Linked DNA regions of Mus musculus: region 1 is linked to region 2. A link is a loop called in an ENCODE intact Hi-C map of the cell type or tissue named here. Cell type or tissue: heart. All regions are shown on one strand. Each heading gives the region's core, and the rest is flanking DNA. Links, peaks and the distances in the headings are about the cores only. Region 1 overlaps Ralgps1 (Ral GEF with PH domain and SH3 binding motif 1). Region 2 overlaps Ralgps1 (Ral GEF with PH domain and SH3 binding motif 1).

What was found. Peaks named below come from ENCODE experiments on the same cell type or tissue, not always from the same donor. Only the 100,000 strongest peaks of a DNase experiment are listed, where the experiment ranks them.
Region 1: a loop joins it to region 2, with 2.1 times the contacts of the local background. A loop is called at or near these places in 4 of 42 quality-filtered maps.

Annotation. Positions count from the first base shown.
Region 1 is chr2:33,227,888-33,243,477 of GRCm38, reverse strand. All of the region lies in intron 8 of Ralgps1 (Ral GEF with PH domain and SH3 binding motif 1), which reads left to right. Angptl2 (angiopoietin-like 2) reads right to left here. Exons shown (of 5, transcript NM_011923.4): 2 at 14,446-15,303; 3 at 1,085-1,278. The coding sequence starts at 15,262. Among named protein-coding and RNA genes, the nearest start is that of Angptl2, 20 kb to the right of the region's middle. In heart, for the core only: a CTCF peak has its summit at 8,460 (motif pointing right); a DNase peak (open chromatin) is centred at 8,423; H3K27ac peaks cover 3,061 bases.
Region 2 is chr2:33,308,631-33,324,220 of GRCm38, reverse strand. The region is part of intron 4 of Ralgps1 (Ral GEF with PH domain and SH3 binding motif 1); the gene reads left to right. Among named protein-coding and RNA genes, the nearest start is that of Ralgps1, 55 kb to the left of the region's middle. In heart, for the core only: a CTCF peak has its summit at 7,423; DNase peaks (open chromatin) are centred at 6,770, 7,510, 8,318, 8,780 and 1 weaker place; H3K27ac peaks cover 3,656 bases.

The sequences.
Region 1 (15,590 bases), core at 3,543-11,542, 82 kb after region 2:
TTCTTATTGCCTGAGGATTCTGTAACTTCTCAAAGGCAGGAAGATGTGGTCACTCAAGAGCCTGGCACCGAGGAGGTATGCAGCCAGCATTGCATAGATAAGAGCCATTGCCTCCCCCATGCCTCAGTTGCCTTCTCTAGAGATGGGTTATGTGTGTGGGTTATACATAAGCTCTAGCATAGACTGCCACAGCTAAGAATTGTGATAGGCCTGTGACATCCACCTGGCCCTTCTAGGTTTGAAACTCAGTAATTGTGTTACTCATTTGATATGTGCTTTGGGGTATCAGTGAGCAGTGACCCCCAAAGTCTTTGAAGTGGTTTTCAGAACCAGGTACTATCGGCCTCCATAGGATGTGTGAACCCTTGCTGTGCTGTGCCATCACCTTGAGAACATGGAGGAGTGCAAGGAGGACCTCAAGGCTAGGCTTTGGAGGAGGGACAAGCAGGAGATATACAGGCTACCCGGATGGGGCAAGCCAGGATGGAGAAGACTGGAGGCGTTGGGGCTGCTGGGAGCCCCCGGCTGCCGTTGCTGCTTTACTGCGCAGTAGCTGTGAGCCACGTGCAGGGTACTTTCCCTGCTCACCTGCAAAGTGACTTTGTAGTAATACCTCCCTCAAGGGCATAGTCAAGAGTTACAGTGCCTGACACAGGACATGTGTCCATTGACCTGAGCTGCTCATGCCCTCCTTACTGTCCCCTCTTGGTTCAGAGCAGGGTGGGAGGTGTGAGAGATCCCTTGCACTTGACTTACAAGGAGAAGCATTCCGTATCCTGGGCACTGGGAGGCCCAGAGAATAGACCTTGTAGTTAGGGCCCACTTATTGTCAGAGTTCCCTACGCGTGGCTTTTAGGGGGCTTCCCAGGCCCTGGAACCCTGCCACCTTCCCCTTCTGGACCTCAAGAGCAGAGCCACCTTACAGAGGCCCCAGCTGGGATAAGATCCTGTCTCTTCTCTGTCCTCTCCTGTACAGCAGACAAGGAGAGGCCTGGCCTTACCACTCAGATGGCTTTGCAGAGATGGTCCTGTCCTTGCTGTGCAGTCACCTTACAGGCAATGCATACAGGCCCAGTGGTCTCACCTTATAGGTCTCCCAGTTCCTGAAGAAGTTGACAGAGCCATCCAGGCGTCTCTGGATGACAGTCCAACCTCCAGGGTCATGTCTCTGGTCACACCACACCTGCATCAGGCGGTTGGTATTCTCAGGCTTCACCAGGTAGATGGAGCTGGTGCTGTGACCATCTTCCAGGGCTTGCAGGCAGTCTCTCCATGGACCTGTAGGCAAGTATGTGTATGTTACAACTGTTTGCTGCCAGGCTACATCTAGCTATGTTCTAGACAGGTATACACTCTAACAAGAGCTAAGGAACACATATTGACGGGGCAGATGTTTATTTTGTAACCTTGAGAAGTCATCTACTATAAAAGCAAGAGCTCAGGCCAAGAATCAGGAGGCCTGGACTCCAAGCCCCATTCTGCTCTCACTTCCTCTCGTGTCCATGAGGAGGCCGTTCTTCACTGCTCCTCCACCCTGCTTTTTTTTTTTTTTTTTTGTAGGTGAGTCATTGTTTTCCTCATTCAGAAGAACTATTAGAGTACAGATCATTTGGGTGGTTATTCTTTGAGTGACTTTTAAAAAAAATTATTTATTTTATGTATGTGAGTACACTGTAGCTGTCTTCAGACACACCAGAAGAGGGCATTGGATCCCATAATAGATGGTTGTGAGCCACCACATGGTTGCTAAGAATTGAACTCAGGACCTCTGGAAGAGTAGTCAGTTTTCTTAATCTTTGAGCCATCTCTCCATCCCCTCTTTGAGTGATTTTTAAAGAAGTCATTCCCATTGGTGCACTAAGTATGTGCCTAATGATCATGGCCACACTCTTCAGTGTCTTGTGGGCTCAGTGCTATGCTTTGCCAATCCAGTCTGTGGTTCTCCTTAGCAGGTGGCACCAAAACCACTCTAGGAGCCTGTAGATGCTATGTGTCTTTCAGCCCCTGACCCTGGCTCTCTGTCCTCTAGTAATGTCCTATGTTTTGAGTTTACTTGAGTTTACTTGAGTTATCAGGTCTAGTCAAGTTGGGGTCTTCCTCAGTGATTGGAGGAAACTTTTGGAGGTTTTTAAGACCTACCTAGTAGACTGCATAGTTTAAAATAATCATTATACTTTGCTGTGTGCTTTTCAGAACGCCTTTGAGACTGAGTCGTTAAGATGAAATGTTCTAGGACATGGGACTTGCTTCCTACTTTGTGTGTTCCTTCTATAAGTATCCAGTCGATGGCTGCAGTGGTGCACGCCAGTCATCCTAGCACTTGGAAGGTGGTGGCAAGAGGATTAGGAGCTCAAGGTCAGCCTCTGTAACGAAGTGAGTTCTAGGCCAGCCTTGGTAATAAGGTCCTGTCTCAGGAAACAAAGGTAAAAACAACAATAAAGCCAGCTATTTATTGAGTTCCATTCCCTAAAGGCTGCCCTAGGCCTGGGGAACCTAGGGCAGTGTAGGTTGTCTCTGGTGGCCAGACTCTACCAGCATTCTTAGCTAATTCTGGAGATCTTCTCTTTCTCTCTCCATGGGTGGGAAGGTAGCCCTCTGTGTCGGTTCATCCAGCTTTTCCTTCGAAGGCCTAGCTTTGCAGGTTCCTGGAGGCTAGCACTTTGGTTCAGCTAGCCTATTGGTTCAGCTAAAGCTTAGATTTGGGAAACTTACTGGGCCATGCAAGCAGTGTGGAGTGCCTATTGGGAACAGAAACCGTCTGCTTCTTTGTCCATCTCTGTGCCAGTTCAGCTGGATGCTGACTGTCAGTGTGCTGCTGTCTTCATTCTCTAGGTGCTTCCTACACCCTTGCCTTTCAAAGCTCTGCACACAGGACAAGCAGGTTCCCCAAGTGCCCAACCTGTGCTGAATGTAGGCACAAAGCACGCCTGCCCTCCTTCCCTCCCTCCCTCTCTCCCTTCTCTCCTTCCCTCCCTTCTTCTCTCCCCTCTTCCCTTCCCTCCTTCCTTCCTTCTTCCCTCCTTCCTCCCTCCCTCCCTTCCTCCCTTCTTCCCTTCTTTTCTTCCTCCCTTCCCTCCTTCCTTTCTTCCTTCCTTCCCTCTTCCCTCCCTTCCCCCCCTCCCTTCTTCCCGCCCTCTCTCCCCTCCTCTATCCCCTGATGTCACTTCCTGCTTTTGCTTTCCCCCAGTTTCTGTCCTGGGGAAGGGGAGAGGAGACCTTCAGGAGGAACATTTAAAAAGGAGAAAAAGGTTTTCATTATTTTTGGCCCAAGCTCCAGGGACTGAGACAGAATGAGAGTCTGTCCCTGACAGCTGGAGCAGAGCACCGGTGGCGTGGGAGGCCTCCCAGCTTTCCACCAGGTCAGCAGGACAGGGAGGCGCTTAGTGAGAGAGAACGCTGGGATGGAAGGCAGAAGGCATGGGACATAACAGAATAATGCCCACCAAAGCCAGCAGCCAGGCCTCTTCCTGCACAGCCACGCAGCTCCTGCAGTGGCTCCATGCTGAGGCTGTTCTTGAAGGGGGTACAATATAGGTAGGGTTTGGAGGCCACTGGAAAAGTGATAGGTTGGTCTCATAGTGACCAATCTATGCTGCCTTCCACAGTTCATTGTGGAATGCCTCTGGTATTCTTGAAAATGGGCTTTACTTTTTAAAAAATTTTATTTAGATTTTTTTTAGGATAAGTATTTTAGAATGATTTGAGGTCTTTAGTACTAAAATATTTTAAGCAGTGATAATTTTAGAAAGGCCTGGGGATGGCTCAGGAGGTAAAGAGCCTGCTGTCCAGCGTGAGGCCCTAATTCAGTCCCCAGACCCATTGCACAGCCTTGTGACAGTGTGCTCCCATGATCTCAGCGCTCCTACAGCAAGATACAAGATAGAGACAGGAGAGGCCCCTCAAGCTTGGGGACCAGCTAGCCTGGCATCCACAGTGACCTGGCACCCAAGAGAGACCTGTTTCGGGCAGTGTGTTAGCATGTCATCTGACTACCACATGCATGCCATGACACTCATATACCTGTACCCACACGTGTAAATACATATAAATATTATACACAGTACAAAAACACACAGAGATACAAAACAAATATCTCTCTCTCTCTCTCTCTCTCACACACACACACACATACATATACAATAAATAATTTATTGAAAGAAGAATGCAGGCTTGTACTGGTTTTGGACATGCTTCAGAGGGTAAGCAGACTCTTGAGGCCCAGGTGAGAATGCCTCACTCTGAGAAAGGCCTGTCTGCAGAAGTAGCAGCAATAACTTGGCATTGGAATCTTCACATGGCTTTTGCCGAGGCCCCAGTCTGTCACAGGCCTTGCTTAGGTATTTACACTGCTGATTCTTCCCATGCTCCTGGTAGGTAGTTGTAACTGCCTCATTTACAGATGAGGAGGTCTGAACCCACAGACCTTAGGGGACACCCCAGAGCTACATGGCCCTTGGAGGCAGAGTGGTCTAATACCTCAAATGATCTGTTTAGGAATGTGTTCACTCTGATGCACTGTTATTTCTCCCCAGCCAGTGTGGCCTTGAGAACAGAGGCCTGGCTCTGGTCTTGGCATACTGATGACTTTATCTGTCAGGTTGTTAAACCCCTTTATTTTTGTCTTTGTTGGTAATTCGGGTTTTGTCTTGTCTTATTTTGTCCCCCCTATGTTTACTTACTCTGTCCTTTGCCTATTTTGGTGTTTTATGATGTTGAAGTTTCCTCTGTGTGTATGTGGCAAATCTGGTCATTGTGTAAGGCCTTCTAGAATTGTGGAGTAGTTTGAAATGATGTAGAAGCATTCATGTTTCTGCCATCAGCTTCGTTAAATGGCTGAGGCTCTCTCGGAAGCCTCACAGATCGCCACACTCAAACACATCCCCTTTCTTAATGTAAGTGAGAGGCAAAATGATCAGTATAAACAGCAGGTGAAAGTCAGTTCGAATTTTAGATTGCATTGAGAACATGGTACCAACACCCTGCTGAGATGAGAAGCCTTTGTGTAAGAGGGATGGGGCAGGGACCAATCTGTGGGGCATATAAATAATGCAATGGGGATCCAACACTGTACCATATAAATAACTTGGGACGAATCTGTTAGCATTACCCTTGGATAATGCCACAAAGGGCCAAGCAGAGAATTCAACTTTTGGTAAAGATTCTGGGGCTGGAGTAGTATATGGTTGGAGAAAGACTACTGATACTTTGTTGGAGGTGCTGGGGTCAAATCTTGGTGGCTTTTCTTACTCACTGTGTAACTCTAGGCAGGTCCCTGCCTCAGTTTTACTGCTGTGACATAGGGAAAGAACACTAACCATCCTGCAGATCTCAGGTCAGGGGTTAGATTAAGTCTTTCTCCCCTTAGATGCAAGCAAGCTTGATATGTTGGAAGTGCTCAGCTCCTTCCTTGAGATACACATGCTGCTTGCTCTCGAAGTTCCAAAACTATGTATATATTATAATACACACATGCATGTCCACAGTGTGTGTGTGCGTGTGTGTATCTATTCATGTGTCTATGTCTATTAATAAGTATTTTCCACTAGGCACACTTTAGATGTCAGAATCAGTGGAGGCTACAGAGCTGCACTGCAGTAGAAAATGAGAATCTTTTTTGTTGAGTATAGCTGAGTGTTCAAAGTGCAGTGGGCAAAGCATCTTCTGGCACAGAGCGAGTGCACAGTGGTGTTTGCCTTGGCTCCCCTTCTGAGAGGTAGCTCTGCCCGCAGAACCAGGCCAACACTAACTCGGCAGCACCCAGGCTCACCTCTATAAAGACCATATTTACACCGTAGTCAGAATGTTCCACATGAAGAGCAGTTCGGCTACCATGGCAAGCAGATCTGTGTGGTTCCCTCGAGAGAGACAGCAGTGCAGGAAAGGCACAGGATTGAGGCCGAGGATGGGGGAGGGACACAAGATATGCAGCAAGCCTTAGGCCTTGGTACTCTGGGATCAGCCTTGGGAATTTTGAAATTATTTGGACTGGAGTAACTCAATTAATTTGGTTCTGGTTTCTCAGCAATCAGCTAGGGTTGATTGAAGGCAGCGGTCCACTTCGTGATCTCTCCTCTGGCATTTCTGATGGAGACATCACAGGTACAAGGCACAGAGCCTCCATGAAAAACAGGGAGCACTTCATTGGTTGTCTTCCTGGTAAAGGCAAGTTGAGCCTGGCAGCCAGGCTAGACTCAAGTGTACTATTATCTTGTGTGTCCTCTCTGAGACCTGAGGATGAGCAGCCTCGGCTGGATTGGCCCAGGCCCTGTAGCTGGTCCTGATGAGGCAGGGGCAACACTACATCAGCTCACCTGAAGGGCGAGGTAAGAAGCAGGGCTTCAGTGCTGGCCAGCAGGTGTGGCTCCTCTCCTCAGCCTCTGAGCCTCAGGGCGTGGTGGCCTTAGGCTGAATAGAGGGCTTTAATCCTCCTGTCTCCCTAGACATTAAGACACCTTCCTTGTGTGAGAACCCTGTCAGTTCTCATTAATGGTCTGTGCCCGTGAAATCTGTTTGCCAACAGAAAGGACTAGATGTAAAATTGGATCTGGAATGTCCTACTCAAATTTATCCATTTAATGCCAGGGCAAATGTACTTCGTAGGTGTGACCCACCCTGGCCAGTGGCAGGCCCCTGGGTGTCCTGAACAGGCAGGCCTGAAGTCAGACCCTGTAAAAGGACATAAGGAGCAATTTTATCTGATAATTCTTGAGTCTCACTTTTCAGTAAATTTGGCAAAAGTCTTGTCTATGTCAATGGCTACCTTTTGGTGAAGCAGAGTACAAGTAGTGGCCCAACTGCAGGACTCGTTTGCAGGTTGCCAAGTGTTGGCAGTGTGTGTGTGTTGTCTCTTCCTTGCGTGGGGATGTGCACAATCTTAGTCTGTCCTCAGCACTGAGGGCCTTGGGCAGAGAGCGAGCTTGGAGGGATTCATTATGATGTTTGAAACCTAAAACAAAATCTCACTGGCTCTCAGATGGGAAAAGAAAACTACGAAATAAAAATTCATTAGCCTGTGATTAAATGTCCACAAAGTGTATCAACCATCCATCGGGTTCACTGATTGGTAACTTTCACCTCCATAAAAGATGTTATTACTTTGAAACAATTTGTAGGTTAGATTTTTCTCACTTCCCAAGAATTCCTGAGCATGCCTGATGTTGCTGAGAAATCAGAGCCAACCATAAATTAATTGGGTTACTGCTGGCCAAATAATTTCAAAAGCAGAATTATTCAACTCCTTTCAAAATTGTTACAGTAAAACTTATATTGGCTGTGTGAGGCGAGGGGGCTTGAGTGCATCTGATACAGCTCCAGCTCTCCCAAGAGCTCTTAGGGCCCATGAAGGGCTTGCCGGGCCCCAGCCTGCCTGCCTGACCTCAAAATAAATACTACTGCTCTACTAAAGTGCTCAGTGTTAGTTGTTGCAGGCCGGGAAGCATGCGCCCACTCAGGTTTCCAGCAGGCAGCTAGGCAGGAGAAATGGGAGTTTTAAATGGCTTAGGAAAGGGGTGGGGCTGGGGGTGGAGCTCTGAGGCAGAGCTCTTGCTTGTCATTCTCTGGGCCCTGGGTTCAACCACCAACACCATAGGGGAAAAAAGAGAGAGAAAGAGAACAATGTTTAGGCTAGCAGGGTCCTGGAAACCTTACTGTGTAGAGCTGAGCAGCCCTCTGTGCTCCAGGGCTGGAGTCGAGCCTCCTTCCCTGGTGTTGCTGTTGGTAGCCTCCAGGGCTGCCTGGGTGAGGTAGGCACAGATCGGATGAAGGCTAAGTGCAGACACCACAGAAGAACTGATCAGACCCAGGACTCTCAGTCCACAAATGCTTAGCAAGTGGCTGGTGCTCCTGTGGTCAGCCAGTCTATGGACACTTTGAGAGGAAGGGAGCAGCTTCATTGCTCTTCTTAAGGAACCTCTGTTGGCTTTCCCTGTTACCTTTTTATCTCTCACATGCTCACAAGGCTCTCTTTAGCCTCTGGTCTGCCATTTTACTCTGGAGCTGGACCGCAAGCCACTTGGCATGTAATTTGTGGCATTTTGGCCTTTTTCTCTGTCTGCAACAGGACATTTGCCTAGCACTGAGCCTGGTCTTTATGGTTTCCTGACAGTTGCTGACCATGGCTGAGAGCAGATTTGCAGGGCTTCAGCCCTGCAGGGCCTTGTCACCTCTAGAAAGCCTTTCCCATCTCCAGGACGTCTTCATCCTGCCTAGGCTTCTCAAAAGCCTTTGTATATATTCCTGTTGGAGTATAGCATGAGCGTCTGCTCCACATCTCAGAGAGCCTGTCACCAGGTAACCAGACATCTGCCTCCTAGGCCATTTCACCTTTTCCTCAGAGCCCCAGATTCAAAGGCAGCTTGGGCTCAGAGATCTGGCACTGGTGCTGACAGCTGACTCTGGCACCAGACTCCTCCCTTCATTGTCTTGTTACCACGCATCAGGGTTGTGTGAGGTCTGTCCCCAGCAGATGGCAGTGGGCTCTTGTGGGAGCAGGCACCTCTCAGGGCAGTGAGTCTGTGGTAAGCAGACAGGTAAAAGTCCTTCCCCAGTCCACCTGCCACCTGTGCATCTTCACATGAGCGTAGTAAGTTATAGCTCTCTCAGCTCGAGAACCTGAAAAGCAGAGGCCTCCATGGCAGATGGTCATCTGTATCCAAAGCAAACCTTAAAACAAAATCATTTCTGTGGGAATGTCTGTAGCAGACCGTGTGCAGTGGAGGCCCTGAGTGTCAGAGTAGTACCACGTGCTGGCCGTTGGTGGTCTTTTAGAAACTACCCCTAAGAAAATCACATAGGCCACTCAATCTCAACATAAAAGGAAAAGAAATTAATTACTGTCTTTGTCATTTAAAATAGTATTTGATTTTTCCTATCAATTTATTCTGTGTATACAAAATCTTAAAATATTGTATCTAAAGAGGTCAGGATGACTTAAGAAGAGAGCACGGGTGACACATGTGCTTGGGGTCAGCACTCCATCTCCTCTGAGATTCAGGTTTTGCCAAGGCACTCTGGACCCAGTCACCCCTGGGACACTGAAGTTGATGGGCAGTCAGGAAGGAACCCTCTCTGTGACCCATGAGCAGGTCTCTCAGCCCTCCTTAACAAGTGTCTGCCATTTCCTTCATCATATGCCTTGGCCGGCAAGCTTAGTGAGCGTGATGGTTTAGATACCAGCGGGACAGTACTAGCTAGCTAGTTCTGCTTTCTCTTTTCAAAAAGGAATTTGGCAGCCTGCTGTGACTGTACTGTAGAGGCAACCAAGTAAATTCACCACAGTGATTGATCCATCTGTGTAGCTACAAGTTGGCCACCGAAGCCCAGTCTCCAGGATTTTCTCGAATACTTCTGGCTTGCCAAATGCCAAACTATTGGGATTCCCATGCCCTGAGATGCCAGATGTCTAACTTCTAACAGCCACAAAGTTGATAGTTTATCTCCTGCAAATAGCCAGGGCCTTTAGCCACTGTCATCCTTGGAACGAGGCCTGAGGGGTGGAGGGATAGCTATGAGCCACACTCAAAGGCCCTTTGTGATCAATTCCACAGACCTCTGGGGGTGGGGTTGCAAGGAAGATGGCCCCGGAACCGCCTGCCTCTAGTGGCTTTTGTTTAGGAAGAAACTAACAAGGAATGTTCTTTGAAATGTCGGCCGTAATGGGTTTTGGAAATCTTAACTCATTTAAGAAAACATTTTAGGAAAAAGCAAGTATAGTACAGGGGAAAACACACACAGTCCAGAGGTGGAGACCAGGTGGCCTTCCCCTCAGTCTCCATGGCCCCAAAGGCTAAGTCAAAGTCAGAGCTAGCCAGTACCCCTCACCTGCAGCATCACTCCCCGCTCTGCCACCTTGGGACCAGTACCTTTTCTCTATAGTGATGTAAACCGAGTCGGTTTTAAGACATGCTGCTGTGCTGGGCAGCCATTGTCTGCTGTTCGTAGTTCCTGTCTCAGGGCAAGTGAGATCAAAGCACGGGGACATCTACCTAGGAAGTCCTAGTGGTCAGCTTCTCCAAGCCACGACTCTAGAGGCCTAGGATGAGAGGGTGGTTTGCACATGTGCACTGTGTTGTCCCTGAAGCAGTATGGCCCTGAGAAGGCATCATAGCACGGAGAGTAAACATGTAAGGAGAACATGACCTATGGCCCAGCTGTCTATGAAAGGCTAACATATAACCCCAGGGGTTTGTCCAAACCTACAGGAGCTAATGGCTGGGTCTGCCTGAAGCTTCCAAAGACCTGTGGCCTGGTCATCAAGTATAAATCCTGGGTTTTGAGGACTAAGGAAGAGTGGCTTGTCGTGCCTGGCATGGCAGTAGCTGCTGTGTCTGTGTGGCACTGTAAGGTCCCCACAAACCCCCACATATACACACATGAAACTGACAGAAGCCAGGCTGGTAGTGGCCAGTGCTAAGTCACATATTTCCCACACAGTGCTCAAGGTGTTCCCTGGCCTGGGGACTGTATGATTGTGCCTGAGTAACTTTAAACCCTGAGGATCCTGGGAAATACAAGTGCAGTGACCCGAGTCTGCTCTGCACCAAGAGGCCATGTGACAGGGAGGCCACTCCAGGGACCAAGGTATTTTAGTAGTTCTGTTTCATGACATTGGGGCTCCTCATTTGTCCCTGGAGAAACTCACTAATCAGAAGAGGCAATACATAGATGTATCTGAGTCTTTTGGAGTTTTTATTGTTGTAGGTGGGTTTTTTTGTTTTCTGTTTTAACTTTTTTGAGGGAGGGTTTCTCTGTGTAGCCCTGGCTGTTCTGGAACTCGCTCTATACATCAGGCTGGCCTTACAGAATCCGCCAGCCTCTGCCTCCCAAGTGCTGGGATTAAAGGCATGCACCATCCCCCCATTGGCTGCCTATTGGTTTTTAAAGACATCTGTCTAGGAAAGCCATGCTGTACTCCTGGTAGCTGGCAGCACTATGCTTCTTAGCCATCTCCACAGTGGGCCTTGTGACAGACTGGCGTGTGACGGTAGCTGCCTGGGGTGAGGTCAGAGTTCATCTGCCCTTTCCTGTGCTCCTTAGAGAATGCCCGCTGAAGCTGTCCTCTAACAGCTGCAGGACCGCATCCCTGTTAGGACCTCTAACAGCAGAGGGCCATGGGTGGGCTATTGGCTCAGGCAGCACTGTAGGCACCATCCAAACCAAATATTCCCTGTGTGACCAGCCCCGAGTGAAGTGGAACTTATGTGTGATGCCAGGGAGACGAGGCTAGGACCTACCTGGATCCTTCATCTTAGCTGTTAGCAGGTACCTCCTGGCCACGGCCAGCATGTCACTGTCTGACTATGGCTGGGAGCAAGTCATGAGGCCAGCTTCAGATAAGGGGCTGTGGCTGTCTTGGCCTTCTGGAGAAGGGCATGCTGATTCCTGAGCAGCCACAACAATGGAACAAAGGACTGATGGCTCTGAACTTACTAGAGGGAAGCCAAAGGCTGTGGCGGCCTGAGTGCAAGGTGTTTGATTGTAAAGGAGTTTCTGGCTGAGTGGCGGCAGCAAGCCAAGGCTCTTGCAGGAGAACACAGAGGGGTTTTGTCTTTCAGGACCAGACCTGCCTGAGCTGGAAGAGGGCTGATAATCACTGTCTGCCCATTGGTTGGATCAAGGCAGACCATCTTCTTTTTCATCTCAGATCAGTCCAAACCCAGGAAAGGTAGGGCCTTTCCATTGCCACCCTCCTCCCTGCTCTGCCTGCCCTTGTGAGGTAGACATGCAGAGTAAGAGAGAGACATTAGAGTACACACAGGTCATCTCATGCTTGGTGAGTGAGCATGGATACTCACGGGGACTGCCTTAGGTATAGCAGACTACAGGTGCCACAGCCTGTCCTGGGTTATAAATAGCTGTACCGGGGCCATTTGAGAGGCTAGGAGAAGGGCTATGCCCTTGGGGCTTTCTACAGACCCACTTCCATCAGGTGTCCCTCCTCCCAGGTTCACCTGCTAAACTTAGAAAGCCTTCAAGATGCAGGACAGAAGTGTCATCTCTGAGCCATTCATGCTGTCCAGCAGGGCGTGGTCATGCTACCTTAGTGATGCCACAGTCCTTCATCTGCCTTCCTGGTGGACACAAGCACACTATATACACTGTTCTATATAGTGTCCAGACAATGCTCATTGTATTCTTGGTATTTTGATATGCTGGCTTCATAAATTCTCACAGTGTTCAAGAAATTTGGGTCCTTCCAGAGAAATCTTGTCAAACCTGCTCTGTGGAATTTGAGGAATAGACATGATTGGAGGCAGGACAGATTCCAGATACCTTCACACACCCGCCACCTCCCCTCACTGGGTTCCTGGGGACCAGGGACCAGAGTTTTCACCGAGTCAGAGGAGGGCACAGGCAGTATTGGCAACCCCTGGTGACATCATTGCACATTGTGTTTTCATGACATCGTCCCGAGAAGCTGTAACTCTGTTCCTGTCTCCTCACGTGAAGGAAGTTAAGGCTCAGAAGAGTTTAAAACAAAACAGAACAAACAAACAACTGTTGCACATTTGGTTTTGATCTCCGTGTGTAGAGAACCTCAAGGATGACCTTGAACTTCGGCTCCTCCTGCCTCTGCCTCCTGAGTTCTCAGATTACAGACACACGGCATCGCACCTCAGTGCAGACACTGCCAGCTGAGCTGCACTTCAGCTGACTTAAATAACTTTCTCCAGAGCAAATAGGGAGGAGGAGGGACGGGCACGGCAGATCCAGGTGTTTATCCCCATTTTGTTCCCGCTCAGGAAATGTCCTGAGATGGCTGAGTTAGAAACCAGAGATCCCAAGTTGAAAGGAGGCCTGGGTGACTGTGACACCAGCCTTCATGTGGTGCCCAAGGGCAGTGTCACTCTGGGTATTCTGTCGGAACACAGAACGCACTCCACCCTGCCTTTGACCTCTGCTGCAAACCAGGTGTGGGTGCAGATGGCACTCTTATTAGGCACTGGACACAGAGCTGAAGACAGACTCTTCATGCCAGTCTCCTTGTTTTAAGATGCAAAGACCGTGATCAAAGGAGGCTCAGTTTACTGTGGGCCAGTGCCACACACACATTCTGCATTATTTCATAATAGAACTGTCAGCTGGGAACAGACTGAAATAAAGCCTACCCATAGACTTAGATGAGGAGCCCAGGAACAGGGTGACTTGGCTCCTGTCCAGACCTCGCCAATAGAAGGAGGAGGATTTCGATCCAGGATGGTCAACTCTGCACACCTGCTCTCCACCCACACCTAGTCCAGGTCTTTCTTCTAAGGTGCTATGGCATATGCTGTGTCATGTGCCTGGCTCCTCCTGCCCCCACTGGCCTATCCATTCTTGATCTGCCCACTGGTCACCCTCATACACACAGGTTCAACTCAGTACTGGTTTATTTTTTAAAGTGTGAAATAGGTACAAAGGATCTTTTCAGTAAAAATCTCTCCCTGTCAACAAAGACATTGGTACCCCATGCATAGTTTTAGTTAACTTTTTCAGAGATTTAGCACAGGTGGAAAACAACACTGCCTAGATAAAGGAGAAGCCCAGCTCCTGGAACTGGGCCTCTGGAGAGGACTCTTCCGGCCTGCTCCCCTACCCTGACGATTTGCCAGAGCCTTCACACACCTGCCACCTCCCCACACTGGGTTCCTGGAGGCTAGGGACCAGAGTTTCCACTAAGTCAGAGGAGGGCACAGGCAGTATTGGCAACCCCTGGTGACATCATTGCACATTGTGTTTTCATGACATCGTCCCGAGAAGCTGTAACTCTGTTCCATGTGTCTGAAGCAGGGGCCCAGCTCTACCTGAGCATCTTCAGGCTGTGAACAGGTTAGTCATCCTGTCCCTAAGGAGCTGCAGGACTAGTCAAGTGACCCTCATGAAAATCCCAGTGTAGTATCTTGGTTACACTTCCCAGGGTGTGCTCCCAAGGACCCCATTCTTCTATTACGGTGTCTTGAGAGTCTCATGACATGTGTGCTGAGAGTGTAAGGAAGCCTTATTGAAAACTAGGCAGCACCTAACTGAAGGAAACTTCCATCCAGTGCCCTAGTCCCCGAGAAGCATTAACTTTGGACTTTATAGCACTCTCCCACTAGCCTAGCGTTTATCATGTGACATTTTCAGACAGTTAGCTCTGGGCTTACACAGGCATGAGAGCCCACAGGTGAGACACCTAGCCACTAAGACAGGGCAGGTGCAAAACCTCAGAGTATCCAGGACTGTATTCTCTCCCCTCAGAGACCAGAGCTGACACCCATACCTTCTAGCTTCTGGGTTCTACCTTCTACCACCTTATTGGAGCAATGCCATCCCTTGCTCCCATCAACCCAACTCCACTGGATCCAGCAGCCACCCCAGAGGATTGCCAGAGGATTATACAACTTTCTTGAGACTCACATGCCCACATGTACCCCCAGGCTGAGGGGCTCAGAGGCGCATGGGAGCTGGACTCCCCAAAGGACTTACCTGATGGCTTATCAGTGGAAGATGGGAGACTGGTAAGGGCAGGCATGGTGGGCAAGGAGGGCGGCAGCACCTTCAGATTCTGGTCACTCTGGATCTCATTGGTGGAAATCTGGTTGATGATGCGGTTGTAGGTGGGTGGTTGGTAGACCCGAGGTGGAGCTGCTGGGGGTGGCTGGGGCATAGGCCTGGCTGCAGGTACGCGTTGGCAGTGCTCTTCGAGCTGAGCAATGACCTCTGATTGGTTGTGTGCCAGCATAGCCAGGTGCTGGAACTTGTGCTCCAGGTCCTTGTACTTGCTAGCCAGCTGCAGCATGTCAGCTGTCTGGTTCAGGATCCTGTTCTCCAGCTGGGAGAGCTCCAGCGCATTGTCTCGCTTTCGAATGATCTCATGTAGAAGTTGCATGTACAGCTGCGTGACTCTCGAGTTCATGTTGCGGCTCTCCTTGCGCAGCAGCTTCACCTCGCTCACGATGCCTCCGTCTACCTCTACCAGCTGCTGCAGCGTCTCGATCTGCCGCTTCTGCTTAAGCAGCTCATTGTTGAGCAGCTCCAGCTCCTGCTTGTGCACACGGTTCTCCAGGTGCACCTCAGGCTCCTTGGAGTTGACACAAATGGCACCTGTGACCCGCTGCTGGGGCACAATGAAAGTGTAGGTGCACTTGTCGGGGGACTCACCTGCCCGCTTGTACCTGTTGAGGTAAATGTACTCTCTCTGTGAACCATCCTCTGTGCCCTCAACGTCAGCCTCTGGGCCTGTAGCAGCTCCGACCGTGGCCAGCAGTCCAAGCCACCAGTAGGTCATACACAGTGGCCTCATGGTCCTTGCAGTGTGCTGGTTGGTCTTTATGAACTGAAAGCCTAAGAGTGGAGAGATAAGGTCAGTGACAGCCCCATCTGCCAGTGGCTTGTGCAAGGTAGGACGTTCCCCAAATACACGTTGCGGACGCTATGTCCCACTCTCCTGGAGTCAGAGAGAATGATTGTTGTTGAAATATTAATAGATAGTGGGGCCCTGCAGAGGTAGAGAGGAAAAGGGATCTGCCATACCCAGAGCCCAAGAATTGGCTCTGTAAGGGCAGATGCAGGATCTCTCAGCCTCCCATCCCTACAATGTAGCATTGAGAAGACTTCAGCTAAATGAACGA
Region 2 (15,590 bases), core at 2,431-10,430:
TCCTTTTCTTTGCTAGCAAGTAACACAAACCCTTTTCAGAAAGCCAAACTGAGACAAGAACCTTCCCACAGTGTCTACACACAGGGAAAGCTACTGGGTGTGAGTGTCCCTTCCATTACTTCTACTTCCTGTCTTCCTCCCTCTCCTGTCTGCATGTGTGGTGGCCTCATGTGACCTCCCCAAGGGATCCACATTTACAGCTTCCCACACTGACAACATAGTTCTTTCTCTAGCCCAGTGCTGTCATGTGGCCAGTGCGCAGTCAGCTGTGGCCAAGGGGTCAGGATGAGCAGACACTGCTGATATGCCTGGCCGTGGGTGAGCTGCAGGTGGGGAGACAGCCAGGAGAGCCCTGTCCCCTCTCCAGCAGTGTGCTGAGAGCACACTTAATCTTTTTTTTCCTCAGAACAGGTTTATTGACCATAATGAAGTTCTATATACAAAGTGACCTAAACCTTAGTGACAAATGCTATAATTCCAGGATGTATGTGTTTAAAGCAGGAAGACCATACATTTGAAGTCAGCCTGGGCTACATAGTTATAGGCCATGATGGGCTGTGATCCTGGACTACAGTGACTGTCACCAAAGAGCAGAGTGACAAAAGCCCAAACAATGCTCCTCTCTAACTGATGTCTTGGTAACTGTCTGTCATACAAATAAGGGAGTCCACATTGGACATTAACTGAATGGCCTATTTCTGGAACTTTAATAGTTTTACAAATGAGCTGAGACAGGCATGACTGAATCCCGGTGAGAGGCCACTGGAGAGCTGGCATCAGATGTCAAGAGGCCATTTTGTGCACAGTCACTGTGATGCCATCATGTTTCTGGATCATAATGTTCTCATTATCTGATTCTAAACATACCGCAGGGATGTCGGTGGGGTCAGAGGTTAGCTTAGCTGCCTGCTGGGCTAGAACACATATCACTCCAGCATGCTCATCGGACAGGGTACCACGGCAGCCCAGATTAAGTCCTTGTGAATCTGTGCATAGGACTCCAACAATGGAGTTCATGCCGCTGTCCCATTCCAGCTCCCCTGTCAGGAGCCCAGGACCGGCCACACGCACTACTCACGTGTCCTCCAAATGCTCACACTTATCTTTATAGTGACTGCCACTTTCAATGGAGCCAGAGTGCCTAGCCCTCCAGCCCAGGAGAATCCATACTGCTGGCTGGTTGTACAGTAACAGTGGCTATGTTAGTTGGGCCTTACACGCTGGGGCTTAGCTATGCATGCTGTTTTCATGGTGATGCTGCCTTTTCCTGTCTCAATTCTACTGTGGAACAGCTCACTGTTTCTAGGTAACAGTTCTCTGCCTCCGGGAGCTTTGCTGCCTTCAGTCATATGATGGTTGCCTTCATTCTCAACTGAGTCTCTCTAGATCTCTGTCTTTTTTCCCCCTCAGTTTTTTGAGATATCTTATGGTCTTAACATATCTCAGACTACCCTTGAACTTTCTGTGTAGCCAAGGATGACCTTGAACCCCTGATCACCCTGCTTTTGGCTCCTGAGTGCTAGGATTTCAGGTGTGAGGCTAGTTCTGATTATATTCTCAAAGCTTTGATTTGGAGACCCTTAGATGTCTGCAGATTTGTTCTGCAACCTGACTATCAAACATGATGACTCAGTCTGTCAGGTGGCCCTCGCTGTCCAGGTGTGACTGGGAGGCAAATCAGGCAGCAGGGTGTCTGCCACTCCAAAGACTCATCAACAAGGGCCAGGCAGAACCCTTCTCTGGGGTACTGTACTGTAGCATGGAGGGAGCCTTGCCAGGTGACATCTTAAGTTTGTACCCAGACATTAAAGTGCATTCATTTTCCTTTAAAATTTTATCTTGGAGGTCTAAGTCTCAGAGTCACCAGGACAGCTGTCAAAGCATGGGATTCCCGGACTACCACTCTGGGACTTGATGAATCTGCACCTCTGGGTTGGGCCTGGAACCCAGTTGGTACTAAGCTGACTGTCAGAGAGTGAAGAGCCAGAGTCAACTGCTATGAATTATTTAGAGCCACCTAGGCTTGAACTGCTAGGGTCTATGACGTTACCCCCAAAATGGAGGACATTTCTCATTGTCAAACCATGGTTGGAAGGACCTGGGAGCCGCCCCACTTCTTTGCTGCTGTTGTTATTGTTAGTGGACTGAAAACTGGAACTTTTCCTTTTGGGATGCCTGCCGTGTAGTAGTAGGACCACCCCAGGGTGGAAGGAAACCAGTGGCAGTGGCTTTGTGAAACCCCAAGGCCTTTCAAGGGTGTTGACCTTGATGACTCTTGAGTTCAGCCCCACATAGATAAAATATGCAGCCAACACTTGACTCAGGCCTGTCTGCCTGCCTACTACTACTGCAGAGGAAGTATATGAGAGGCACAGAGGCTTCGGTCCTGGAAGGCTGAACCATCAAAGCTTTAGGATCTGTGGTGCATGCTGGGCATTGTGCTCAGTGATCATTTAACTCTCAGCTTCCCGTGGGACAAGTCCACTTACAGTGATGTGAGTGCAGGAGCTAATTGTCCAGTGAACAAGTGATGGGAGCTGTGTATATACCCTTGGAGCTAGCATCACTGTATGTTTGTGTGTCTGTATGCATGTATGTATGTGTGTAGGTGTGTAGGTATGTGTCTATGTATGTACCTGTGTAGTATGTGTATGTATGTATGTATGTATGTGTGTATATGTATGTATGTATGTATGTATGCATGTATCTGTGTATGTGTATATATGTGTGTATGTATGTATGTATGTATGTGTATCTGACAGTGATAATGATGCCAGTGATTTTGGTGTGTGTGTGTGTGTGTTCTGTTTGTTTTTGGTAAGCAGTCCCTTGGGATGAGTTTGTAGGTGTTTATACTTCCTTAGTGTTTCTATCAGTTTTGCTCACACTCCTTTGCTGCATAACATGTCCTGTCCTTGACTGACAGATGATGTCAGCATTGGCCCTGAAACCTTTTAACATGACTCCACTGGTGTTGACTGCTTCATGCATTTTGACCCAGTAAGGTGCTTAGAGTTGTGTCAGCTTTGGTGCTGAGGCCTGCGTCAGGCCTTCTTGTGGCTGTGAGCCTCTTTTGTTGAGATGGTGTTTGGATGCCAATCTACATGGAAGAGGGTAATGCTGGAAGTGCCCTTGCTTTTATGTATGGAGCCTGGGTGGAACTATTTTCTAAGAGAAAAGCTTCGACTTCATAGCTAGTGTAGTTGTTCCCTCAGGGCCTCTCCTAGGCCTTGGTGCCACCTTGACCCTGGGACTGAGCTTTGCTTGTGAGAATGAGCAGGAGCAGTTGTGTGGATGCTGAGCTGAGGTGGCAAGAGGCTTGGCAAACTCCCACCAGCTTCCTCTCAGCCTCCTGACACATCCACTCTCCAGGATGCACCAGCTGCTGCTTGTGTCAGTCTTAGTCCCCAGTGAAAACACTTCGGATAACCTGCACTGAGCCAGAGGACCCAACCCATCATCAGCTAAGCCACATAGCTCTGCAGACCCTGGAACATGATGGCACGTTCCATTCCCGGTCTGTGACTGAGGAGTGGTGGTATAATCCCCTCAGGGCTGAGTGCATTCTTTACATGCCATTGTCATTTCTTAGAGGGTGAGTCACTCTTCCCAGCTCTTACCTGTCCTTATCCTGATGTTCCCTAAGGATCTTGATTTTCTTGTATTTTATTTGACAATGGCAGTTTTAGTTCCTAACAATACTGGTTACTTTTCCTGCGTTGTTCTAACTCGTGCCTGTGCACTCACATATGTATGTGCATGCACACTGGGTGGAGGTGGGCTGGGTGCTTTAAAATAGCAAGGCCATTATTGTCACTACCTGGCCGACTGCAGGTTCAAGTTTCCCACTTTGTGGTTCTGTTTGCAGTGTTCCCTTTCTTCTGGTTGTCTCTCCCTCCTTCCTCTCACACCTCTTGATGGGTTGGGCCTTCCATCTTTTCTTTGCCTCTAAGGTTTTCAGAAGAAGGTGGTCACAGGCAGCTGGTTTTTGGAGGTCTGTACTCCAAGAGGCCCTGGTGTAATCTCAGTACCTGGAGTAGCAGCTGCTCAGGGGATCTGTCCTGAGTGGAGAAGGGCCAATACCCAGTGAGGGCAAGCATCTTGGCACAGTGTTTTCTGACTGACTCAGGACAGGACAGCTCAGGAGCAGTGTCTACTGGGTGCGCAGTGGTCACTTTTCCCAAAGAAAAAAAGAGGGGTTTTGCCTGGTGGGCTCAGCCTTTTGGAGATTTGAATTCAGTGGCTCCCACAGCTGGGGCTGGAATGTAGCACTAGGACTTGTGCTCTTCTCTGTGGGGTAACCACAGCGCCTCATCCCAGGACTCAGGAGGACTGGCAGAGTATAAGGAATGTGGAGGTCACAAGCATGGGACACGATTGTGCTGATCCCTGCTAAATAAGTGACCAGTTTTATAAAGAGCTGGCAACTTAACGTACATGTAATTCTGTGGCATTCTGCTTATAGCTAGGCTGCTGTTGGACCTGGATAACTGGGTGACAGCTCTGGTTAGACTCCTGCCTGCCAGGGCTCGGGTGACGCTACCTCATGAAGGGCTTTGTTTGAGGGTCCTGGTGGCTGCATCCTGCTTGACCTGGCATGTTTTGGCATAGCATTTTGTGTCCACAGTATTCCCTACCAAGTCTGTCATACTCACAGAACGGAGGCTCCTACAGCTCCTCAGAGGCACCAGACCCCAGCATGGTGGATCTCTGTTCTCAAACTGAGCTGGAAATGGACATGGCCTTGGCTGTACTTAGCCCATGACCCTATCAGAGTTGAGCTACTGCTTAATAACTATATATAACATCTGTCAGAGCTGGGATGGGTGTGGCTGCTCTCATCCCAGCTAAGATGCTGGACTCCTTACTCATTATCTTATAGTTTCCTTGTGCATGGGAGATGTGATTTTGTTTTGTTTTGTTTTGAACTCACAGCAGCTACCCAGTGTCAGTCATTTGTGGTTATTGCTGCTGCTCAGTCTGAGCTGGCTCTGTGTGTTGTGGATGGGAGGTCTTCACTGCAGGATTATTCAGCAAAACCTAGTCAGGAGCAACACCCTGGAGGGTACAGCAGAGTGGCTATGCATCTATGCCGAGCCCTTGGGACTGGTGTCCAGATGCCAGCCAGCCTAGGAGGAACTTGTAACAGGAGGAGCCTTGAACATAGAGGAGTGGGAAAGGGACTGTATCTCATTGGTGAGGCAGGGATGAAAGGAGAGTTTGTGTTAGTTCCCACCGCTGTGACCGTCTGACTAACATAAGTCTGGGAGGAAGAGCTTATTTTGGTTCACGGTTTACCAGTGGCAGCCAGGCATGGCAGCATGGGGCGTGAGGCAGCTGGCCTCGTGGTGCCTACAGTCAGGAAAAGAGTGGTGAGCAGTCAGGCTCTGCTCTCTTTCTCCTTCTCGTTCAGTGCTGGATCCCAGCCATGGGCTGCTACTGCTGGCCATGTTTAGGGACAACTTCAGTTAACAACTTTAAAAGTGCCCTCAGAGACTTGCCCAGAGGGTTGTCATCTGATGACTCGAGACCCTGTTGAGTTGAGGATATTAACCATCGTGACCTGAAAAAGGAGTTTCACGTGGAGTGAAGACAGATGGTGTGTTGGCGGCTTTCAGTGCTGCTCTGCCTGGTATTCTGGGGATTTCTTTCCACCCTCTGCTCTTCCAGGGCATCATTAAAGGATGCTGGCTATAGACAAGAGTTTCCCAGAAGTCTGTTGTTCTGTCACCAGCTGAAGTTGGGACAGACCCAAGTGGCTGAGTGTCCAGCAAATTCAGCAAGATGCAAAGCTTCTCCGGGTGCCCTTGGTCTTCACAGTTTCTGGCCACCTCTCCCCATGGTGCCCCTTCCCCACAGTCAGATCTCCCAGTAGTTAGACCCACCTTTACTCAGTCATACATCAGTCCACTGTGCCAAGACACCACCACTTGAGAGACAAGGATGGCAGGAACTCCAGCATGAGACAGACATGCAAATAAAAGCGGACAAGAAGTACAAGGTCACAGGGCACCGGAGGGTTGGGGAAAACATGCAGTGAGCATGGTATGGGTGGGTGAATGAGAGAGCCAAGAAGGCCAGCAGCCCAGACCACTGCAGAAGCAGAATGTCACAGCTCCCATGTGTCTGAGCGCTAGCTGCACAAGTTGGTTATCACAGAAAGTGTGTTCAGGCTCTACAAGATCAGGGCTACAGCTTCAGGGACAAGGACTGATAGTGAGGACCACAGTAAAGGAATGGCAAGAAAAGAGCCTCGAAGCCTAGGTCTAGAGACTCAGTAGCACACACAGAGCCAAACACAGGGCCTCTGGGTATCTTCAGGGAGCAAGAGCCTATGAAAGGGGCTGGACTGGGCAGGTAGATTCTCTGGCTCTGAGTTGGGCATTGTTAGGCATGTTAGGGCAGGGAGCCTTAGGTGGACTCAGCTCCAGAGTTTGAGCTTAGCGCTGAAGGATATTTATTTATTTATTTATTTATTTATTTATTTATTTTTGAGGCAGGGTTTCTCTGTATAGCCCTGGCTGTCCTGAAACTCACTCTGTAGACCAGGCTGGCCTCGAACTCAGAAATCCGCCTGCCTCTGCCTCCCTTGTGCTGGGATTAAAGGTGTGCGCCACCACGCCCGATAAGGATTTTTAAAAGGAGAAAGCTTCCCCCACCCTGCCCCTTTTAGCTGTCTACTCCGAGGTAGACCTCTCTGGAGTGGTGAGGGTGGTCAGAGGATTCTGCAGGACTATAGATCTGGAGAGTGGTGGTGAGAATGGCAAGTCTGGTGAGGGCTGCTTCCAGCTGCTGTGAGTGCAGGGCAAGCAGAGAAGAGGACCAGGGCCTGAGGTAGTGGAACGGATCCTAGAGTAGGATGATCCTAGCACAGCTCGGGACTTTGCCTGTGGGGGGGTGAGGTTAAAAGGATCAGAGGTCCAGGCAGCATGGAGACTGAGAAGGTAGACGTGGGGATGGAGGAGCACTGCGTGTGGGTGATGGCTGTGCTGTGGGGCAGGGGCTGAGGTGGGGTTGAAGACAAAGGCCCTTAGATGAGGGTCTGAGGGCAAGAAGGGGAAAGTGAAGTTGTACCAAAAGGCAAGAGAGCAGGCAGCACTGTGGACGAACCCACAACCAGGGGAAAAAAGTGAGTTTGGCCTGTAACCTAGGAAGGTGAGACCCAGAGTGGACAGCCACCTTCCCTGGGTGCCAGGCATTAGGTCTGAAGAGATGCTCAGCATCTTCCTGCCTCACTGTCTGCAGCCTTAGAGAGGACTGCCTCTGGACAGGGAAGAGGTGGGGCATTGAGAACAAATGTTTGAGGCAGAGGGCCATTGTGTAAGGAATTATTTCAGCCTCCCTTCATGTGGAGCTGGAGACTTGACTGCCATCTGTGGGACACTTGCTGCTATGTACATAGGCTGGACTGCAGGAGCCCAGGGCTCAGTGCAGGCCCACAGTTCCCCAGCAGGGGTGCACTGGGGCTCGGGGAGACACTGCTGTATGGGTCGGGAGCTGACCCTCTGGCCTATTGTCTGGCTGTGCTGCCTCCTCTGAAGACATGGACATTCCAGAGAGCCGAGATCAATGTTGGATGGGGGACAAACCCTGCGTGTCCTCGATTCCCTTTGGCTCTGGGAGAGGGGGGAGAGCTGCCAGCAGGCAGTCGCCTGTGGTGAGGAGCGAGGTTTCACTGACATCATTGAAAGCCCTCTCTTGGGTCAAGTTCTGGGCAGTGTGCACAGAAAAAAGCAAAGCCGCGGTCACTTCTTTCATGGATGGCAAAGCCCTCGGCAGCCCTGGCTCCTATTTTTCCTTTGGAGCCAGAGACCTGTTTCTCTGACCATCTTCCTGACTTGCCTAGAGCCTTCCCTCCTCTTTTCTACTCAGGAGGCAGTCCATACTCCTTCAGCATCCCATGGGGTCTGTAATAGCTAGCCTACCTTGCTAGTTCTCCTTCATGTCCCCTCCCATTTTACTTCCTGCAGGCTGCCCCCTCCACCTGGAGTGTCCAGATGCCTCAGAAGATGGGGTGCAGTTGTGCAGCTAGAGCTTCAGGGTTCTGTGACTTCCTTTAACCCACTCCTGTAGACACCTTTGCCTCTAGTAGTCATTTGACTAGTCTGCTGGTTAAAGCCTCCTTCCTAGATTATAACCGCAGGACTCTTCCCCCATCTCCTGGGACCTACTGCGGTGCCCAGTGTTGTTTGCTGACTGTATTTAGGGGGAGACTGTTGTGATGAGTCCCTTCCTACCTGCTGTCTGTGCAGTGCTGCTTCCCTCTGTTCAAACTAAAGAATGAGGTATCAGCACCATGCACTTGTCATCCAGTGAGAAGAGGGGGGCTCCTAGCACAGGGCTCATCAGAGTGGATGCCAGCAAGCGCTGAAGGCCTCCCTCTGCTGCTGCTGCTCTTCATTTACAGCTGTCATTTGTTCTTTGGTCTCTAGTTTTTTTCCTGTCTAGTGACTCTTGTCACACTGAAAACACAGTAGAAAAGGGTCCTCTTCAGCTGAGGCATGGTGGACACAGGAGTCAGGTCTGGCTGTAGACCTGGCCAGCAGCACATCAGAATTAATGCACTTTGGAACTTTGAGACTCATTTTTTCTCTTTTCTTGAGCATGGATATGACATGAGTACTGGTGAGAAACCAAATTTCCTTTTAAGTGAATTAATAACCTGACACTAAACAGAGGCCTTGCTCACAACACAGAACAGAGCCTCACAGAGCAGCTGTTTTCACCCACAGGCTGTCTGGGCTCTGGCTTTAGGAGCAACAGCTTGATCTCAGGCAGGGTAATGGGGGAGGGAGTGGCAAGCCCTGCTGGTGAGATCTGTGAGGAATCTGGCTCTGCTGTTCTCTAGCTGGGAGGCCTAACTAAGGCCAGTGCCTTTTCCTCTTGCTGTCTTCCTTTCCTTATCTGTAAAATAGCTGGGAGGGGCCTTCAAGGTGGCTCAGAGAGTAAAGGCTTTTGCTGTGCCAGGAGCCCGGTGACCCGAGTTTGAGTCCCAGAACACATAAAGGTGGATGAAGACTCCAACTCCACAGAGCTGTCCTCTGTGATCTTCATGAGTATGCTGTGGTCCATGTTCCCCCTCACCCTCTCCCCCCAGAGAGAGAGAGAGAGAGAGAGAGAGAGAGAGAGATCAGGAGAGGAGAGGTGGTGGACTGTGTCTCATAGTATGGGTACAGGTGATTGTGTAGGCAGAGGACCTACAACTCATTTCTTCATCTGAGAGAGGAGACAAGTGCTGCAGTAAATCTCCTCCCAAATATGCCCCGGCAATGAAAACACAACACAGTTAATATGAATACATGCTGTGTGCCTAGATTGGGCAGATCTACCACTACACTACCATCTTCCACAGCTTATGAGACCCCTTAGAACTTTCGGTTTCTCCAGGTCGTGTGCTTCTGCTCCGCTTTTCTTCCTCCTCCTCTGCATCCTCTCCCTCTTCCATTTTCTTCTTCTTCTCTTTCCCACCTTCTGCTCCACCTCCCCTTTATCTGCCCAATCTTCAGCTCTCCTTTATATTACAAATTAAGGTGGGCAGCAGGTTTATAGGAAATCACCTGAGTGCTGACTCATTCCTTGTTCACAACCACTCACAGGAGAACGGAATTAACATCAAATATGATTGGCCCCTGGGCTATCCACAACAGACAAGAATAGAATGAGACAATCCCCAGCACCACTGTCGGATGAGAGGTGTATCCCAAAGCATGCCTGTCAGTATGATCAAGTACTTAAGCACCCAGAGGAGAAAAAGGCTGTTACAAGCCACCTGGCCCCTTTGAGTCTGCATTTTTCTGCTTGCAGAATGGGATGCTGACATGGTGAATAATTCAAAAGACTGGACCTGAGACTGAATGATGTAATTTTTCAGTTTCATTGAGGCACAGTCGGTAAATAACAAACTAAGCTCGGCAAAGGCAATGAGTTGCGTTTTGATGACAGTGTATGCATGGGAAACACCCCTTGTCAGTGACCCTCACTCTAGCCCCCTTCCCCTCTCCGTTCCCTGACTTTTATCCTTAACATTCTGCTGTTTTGAATTTTTGACTATTCTAGTTTTTTTTTTTTTTTTTTTTTTTTTTTAAAAGGAATGTATTTAATTGAGTTTATGATTTCAGAGTAGTGGCAAACATTGTGGTGGAGCAAAGGCATGATGACAAAAACCACTGAGAGTTCAAGCAGGAAGCAGAGAGAGAGAGAGAGAGGGAGGGAGGGAGGGAGGGAGGGAGGAATAGGGAGAGAGGTAAGGAGAGAGAGAGAGGGAGAGAGGAATAGGGAGACTATTCTAGTTTTTTGCATTTCTATGTGAATTTCAGAAATATTTGTTTATGTTTTGCAGCAAACGCCTGCTAGGATTTTAACTATATTTGCTTTGAGTCCATAGATGGATCTGGAAAGAATCAAATCTTAATGATGTTGAGTCACTTGGACCATGAACATTTATGTTCTAGTTTCATCTCTTTTCCTGGAACAAATACCATGATAAAAAAGGAACTCAGGAGGAAAGGGTTTTCTTCAGCTCACAAGTCACCAACCATTCTTAAAGGAAGTCTAGGCAGGAACTTGGAGCAGAAACCATTGGTGAATGTAGCTTGCTGGCTTGCTCAAGGTTCATGCTTAGCTAGCTTTTTTTAATACAGTTCAGGACCAACTGCGTAGGGATGGTGCCGCCCATAGTGTCTTGGACTTGATTACATTGGTTAGTAATTGAGACACTTCCCTGCAAGAACACTATGATTACCAAAATAAATGATGGAAGATGTAAGCACATGGAGACACGTGGTGCCTTGGTTAGCTTTAATTGTCAGTTTCTCAGAGTCTAGAGTCCCATGATAGGAAGACTCCATTTGAGAAATTGCCTAGATCAGACTGACTTTTAAAAAAATATTAAGGGGGGGTGGGTATGGGGGACCTTTGGGATAGCATTGAAAATGTAAATGAGGAAAATACCTAATAAAAAAAATTAAAAAAAAAAGTTAAACCATGCTGGGCAGTAGTGGCGCACACCTTTAATCACAGCACTTGGGAGGCAGAGGCAGGCGGATTTCTGAGTTCAAGTCCACCAGTCTGGTCTACCGAGTGAGTTCCGGGACAACCAGGGCTATACAGAGTAACCCTGTCTCGAAAAACCCCAAAAAAAAAAAAAAAAAAAAAAAAAAAAAAATTAAACTAACCTTTTGTTTCTTGGTAAGTCCTGCTTGAGCATGGTATAGAATTCTTTTGGTAGATTATTAGATTTATTTCATTAAGTCTTTTTTTTTTAAGAATTTTTGTATCTATTCATGATAAGGTGTTTTGGTATTTTTATATCTATAAAATATATATAGTTTTGGTAACTCTAATATTTAATTTTTTATTTTAATTATTGGTGTGTGTGTGTGTGTGATATGTGTGTGAGGATACACTCATGCTATGGAATGCATTTGGAAGTCAGAAGGCAACTTTTGGGTGTCAGTTCTCTCGTTGTACTGTGGGTTCCAGGATTTGAACTCAGGTCATCAGGCCTGTGCAGCAAGTGCTTTAATCCATGGAGCTACCTCACTGTGTCAGTATAATGTTGGTCTCCTTCGTAGCAGAAGCTGGGATGAAAGAACTTATAGAAAACTATTGTGACTTCTTGCTTAAATGTTTTACAGATTTCACTCCAGAACCACTTGGGCATAAGTATTTCATTAACTTTTCCTTTAAATAAAGATTTATATTTCTGTATATGACACACTAGAAGAGGGCATCTGATCCCATTACAGATGGTTGTGAGCCACCATGTTATTGCTGAGAATTGAACTCAGGATCTCTGGAAGAGCAGCCAGTGCTCTTAACAGCTGAGCCATCTCTCCAGCCCAATTTTTCCTTTTAAATAGAATTTATTTTTAAGAAACTGAGGCTGTAATCCTGTAGAGACTTGATGCCCCAGGGTGGGGGCACCTCTCAGAGGCAAAGGAGAGGGGAAATGGAGAAAGAACTCTGTGAGGGGACCTTGAAGGGGAGCACCATTTGGGATGTAAATAAATAAAATAATAGTAATAATAAAGGAAGCTGGGGCTGGAGAATGGCTCAGCTGTTAAGAGCATTGGCTGTTTTTCCAGAAGACCTGGGTTCAATTCTCAGTATCCGCGTGGCAGTTTACAACCATTTATAGCTACTGTACTCGGGTGGGTGGGGGGGTATAATGTCCTCTTCTGACTTCTGAGGGTACTGCATGCATGTTGTGCATGGACGTACATTCAGACAATCATACACATAAAATCTCAAACTTTGTATTCTTTTAAGTTTCCAGTTCGCAGAAAAACTGAGCACAAAGTCCATATAGTTCCTACTTGGTAGCCTACCCCCAACTGTTGCAGCATATGAGTTAGAATCAACTAACCAGTCCCGACACATCAGCGTCCACTGTGAGAAGTGTGTGGCAGCACTCTGCATGCTACTCTCCCTCTCTCCTGCACTAACTGATCCCTTTAGAGTGGCAGAGTTTCACCTCTTCAGGACAGCTTTAACCCAGGTACTCACACCTCTGTCTCCTGATACCAGTGCTCATTCTCTTCTTAGTGCTTAGTCCTCTATGTCTGGCTGTACTGTACCATAGTTTCGCCCTTACATCTTGTTCCCACCCAGTCTGGACAACTGTGAAGGAAGATCTTAGGAATATTCATCTGCAGGCTTTTGTGTGCACATGAGATTTTTAACTCCTTTGGACAAACGCCATGGAGGGTGATTTCTGCATTGTTCAAGAAAGGGTTTAAAAAGAAATAAAAATATTTTTAAATGATTTATTTATTTTATTTTATGCATATTAGTGTTTTGCTTGCATATATGTATGCACACCACGTGTGTACAGATGCCCTTAGGGGCCAGAAGAGGGCATTGGAGCCCCTGGAACTGGAGTGACAGGTGTTGCTGGGTTCTCTGTGGGTCCTTTGCCAGAGCAGCCAGTGCCCTTCACTGAGGGTCTCTAGCCTTGTCTGGAGGGGCTTAGCAGAGATCGCCCCTTGGGTACCTTCATTATGAGTTTTTCTCAGCCTCAACTTGGCACTGCTGTGCCCAAGTCCGTTCCTGTGGGTGCGTGTCAGCTGTTTGTGTCTTTGTCAGAACGCCACCTTGTCAAAGGCTGAAGCGGCGAATGGAAGTTCTCCTGATGAACTGCCCCCTCTCCGTGTCCGCACTCTGGAGCTGGCTGCTCTGTTGCCCCGTGGGCTCCTCAGCTCTCTGTGCTATTGGAGTTAGTGAGATCCAGTTTTCAGTCACTGGGACAGTGGCTTTGGGATACAGGCTTTATTTTCAATATGCTCTTTTGAGGAAATGTAGCTATTTTTTTCTCAGTTGATACCAACTTATGGTCCTACTCCTGAAGGGCTCACGATAGTACAAGATGCTGCCATGTGCCTGTGATGACAGCTTTCCTTGTCCTCCCTGTCACAGTGGCTAGCATCTCTCCCTTTTGAAAGGGATTTATGCAGGCGGTCCTGTCCTTAAGTTTGTGTTGATGTTGATCCTGGGTTGGTCGGAAGTACAGCAGCTCAGGTTACCTTTGGTTTGTACCCATCCCCAAATGCTTAGTGATAGAATTCTTGCCCCTGGTCACATGGCACTGGCACAGAGCAAGGACTACCCACCTCCCACAGACAGATAAGGAAGGGAGACCTTATTTTGTGACTAAGGAACTTAGCTTGGACAGGCTAGTGTCATAGTTTGATTTCTGATTCTGGGACAAAAGTATCGAGACCAAAGCAAAAGAGGGAAGAAGTGGTTTATTTCTTATTATACTTCCAGGTCACAGGAGGGAGGTCAGGGCAGACACTCCAATAGGACCTTGGAGGTCACTGCTTGCTAGCTTGCTCACAGGCTCATGCTTAGCTAGCTTTCTAAGCCAGGACGATCTGTCCAAGGGCCTGGGCCCTCACATCAGTGAACAGTTGAGACAGTCACCCACAGACATGCCCATGAGCCAATTTAATCTGGGTAAATTTTTTATTCGAGGCTTTCATCTGAGATGACTTTAAGCCCTGCTAAGTTGACAGTTAAAATTAGGGCTCTGATGGGACTGGAGAGATGCCTCAGTGGTTAAGAGCCCTGGCTGCTTCTCTGAGGACCTGGGTTCAGTTCCCAGCACCGCCATGGCAGCTCATGACTGTCTGTGACTGGATCCAAGAGCTCCAGTGTCATCCGTCATGGACACCAGGCACATGTGCAGGTAAAACACTCATGTGTAAAGTAAAAATGAACCAGGACAGCTGAAAATGAAGTTAATGTACAAAGGAACAAGCTCCCATATGGACGCCATTTGGTTGGCCTTCCCCTGTCCCCGGTGTGTGCTTATCCTCAGAACTGCTTATTGTAAAGGCATAAAACAGAAGGCTCTTAGCTCTTTTAGCAGCTCCTGCATCAGCTTAGGCTCTCTGTCGACTGGCTCCTGTCCTTTGGTATTCTGAGGCAGGTCAGGAAGAAGTGGGCTGTGAACAGCTAATGGCAGACCCAGGCAGCTGGCTCCTGTTAGGCTCCGTTGCCCTGATACTGTGAGCACTCAAGTAGACTTCTTAGGCTGCAGACCCTTGGGGAAATTGACTGGTCTTCAAAATGGCCAACAGTTTGTTTGCCAAGCGCCGTTTGACTATATGCCAGAGCTCTGTACTGAGGAGCCACTGCTTGGCCGGCAGCGCATCTAGCTACACAGTTTTGATTAGGCGGTGAGCCCACATGCTGCTGTGGCTGAGCCTGGCACGCTGGCGCATACACAGGGAGGCTGCCATGGTTCTGCAGGCCTACTCTGAGAGCCATGGTTTCATGGGAGCTGAGCCTGAGCAAGTCCCTCTGCCTTCTTGGAAGGTTTGCTCAATGAAATGGAGCAGAACAGAAGCTGCCTCAGCCACCCAGGACCTCCCTGGCTCTGAAAGGCAAAACTGGGCTGAATTCATCGCTGTGGCTTACCTCCCAGCTACTCTGGTTATATGAATGAGAGAAACCTTTCAGGTTGTTTGTTTGTTTGTTTTCGAGACAGGGTTTCTCTGTGTAGCCCTGGCAGTCCTGGAACTCACTCTGTAGACCAGGCTGGCCTCAAACTCAGAAATACGCCTGCCTCTGCCTCCCAAGTGCTGGGATTAAAGGCGTGCGCCAGCACTGCCCGGCTGAGAGAAACCTTTCAATTCACCATCATAGATGTTGCTGGGAGATGGGTCCTTGAGGCCATGTTGTCCTTTAGAAGAGGAAACTGGGGATAGGGGGTGGGGGTAGGTGGTATAAGACTTTGTGCTCACGGGAGGGATAGAATTGTTCTAGAACTCTCAAGGGCTGCTGCTGCTGCTTAGCGTGAAATGAGACTCAGACCTTCCCTGGGGACCAATCATCAGTGGGGATGACCCTGCTGTGGCCTTTCTTGAGGGTAAAGAGAAGGATGTAGGGTATGTTGAGCTGTAAGCCCCAGGAGAGGATGTTGCTGTTTGGGGTGGGGCTTCCACATGCCACCGCCTCTGCTTAGGAGTCCCATTTGCAATCATTTGTTGAAACCTAAACAAGAAATCAGGCTGACTGAATGTGAAGGGCCAAGTGTCAATCAAGGAGTACCGAATGTGTTGGCTGCCCAGAAGTATTGGTTTTTT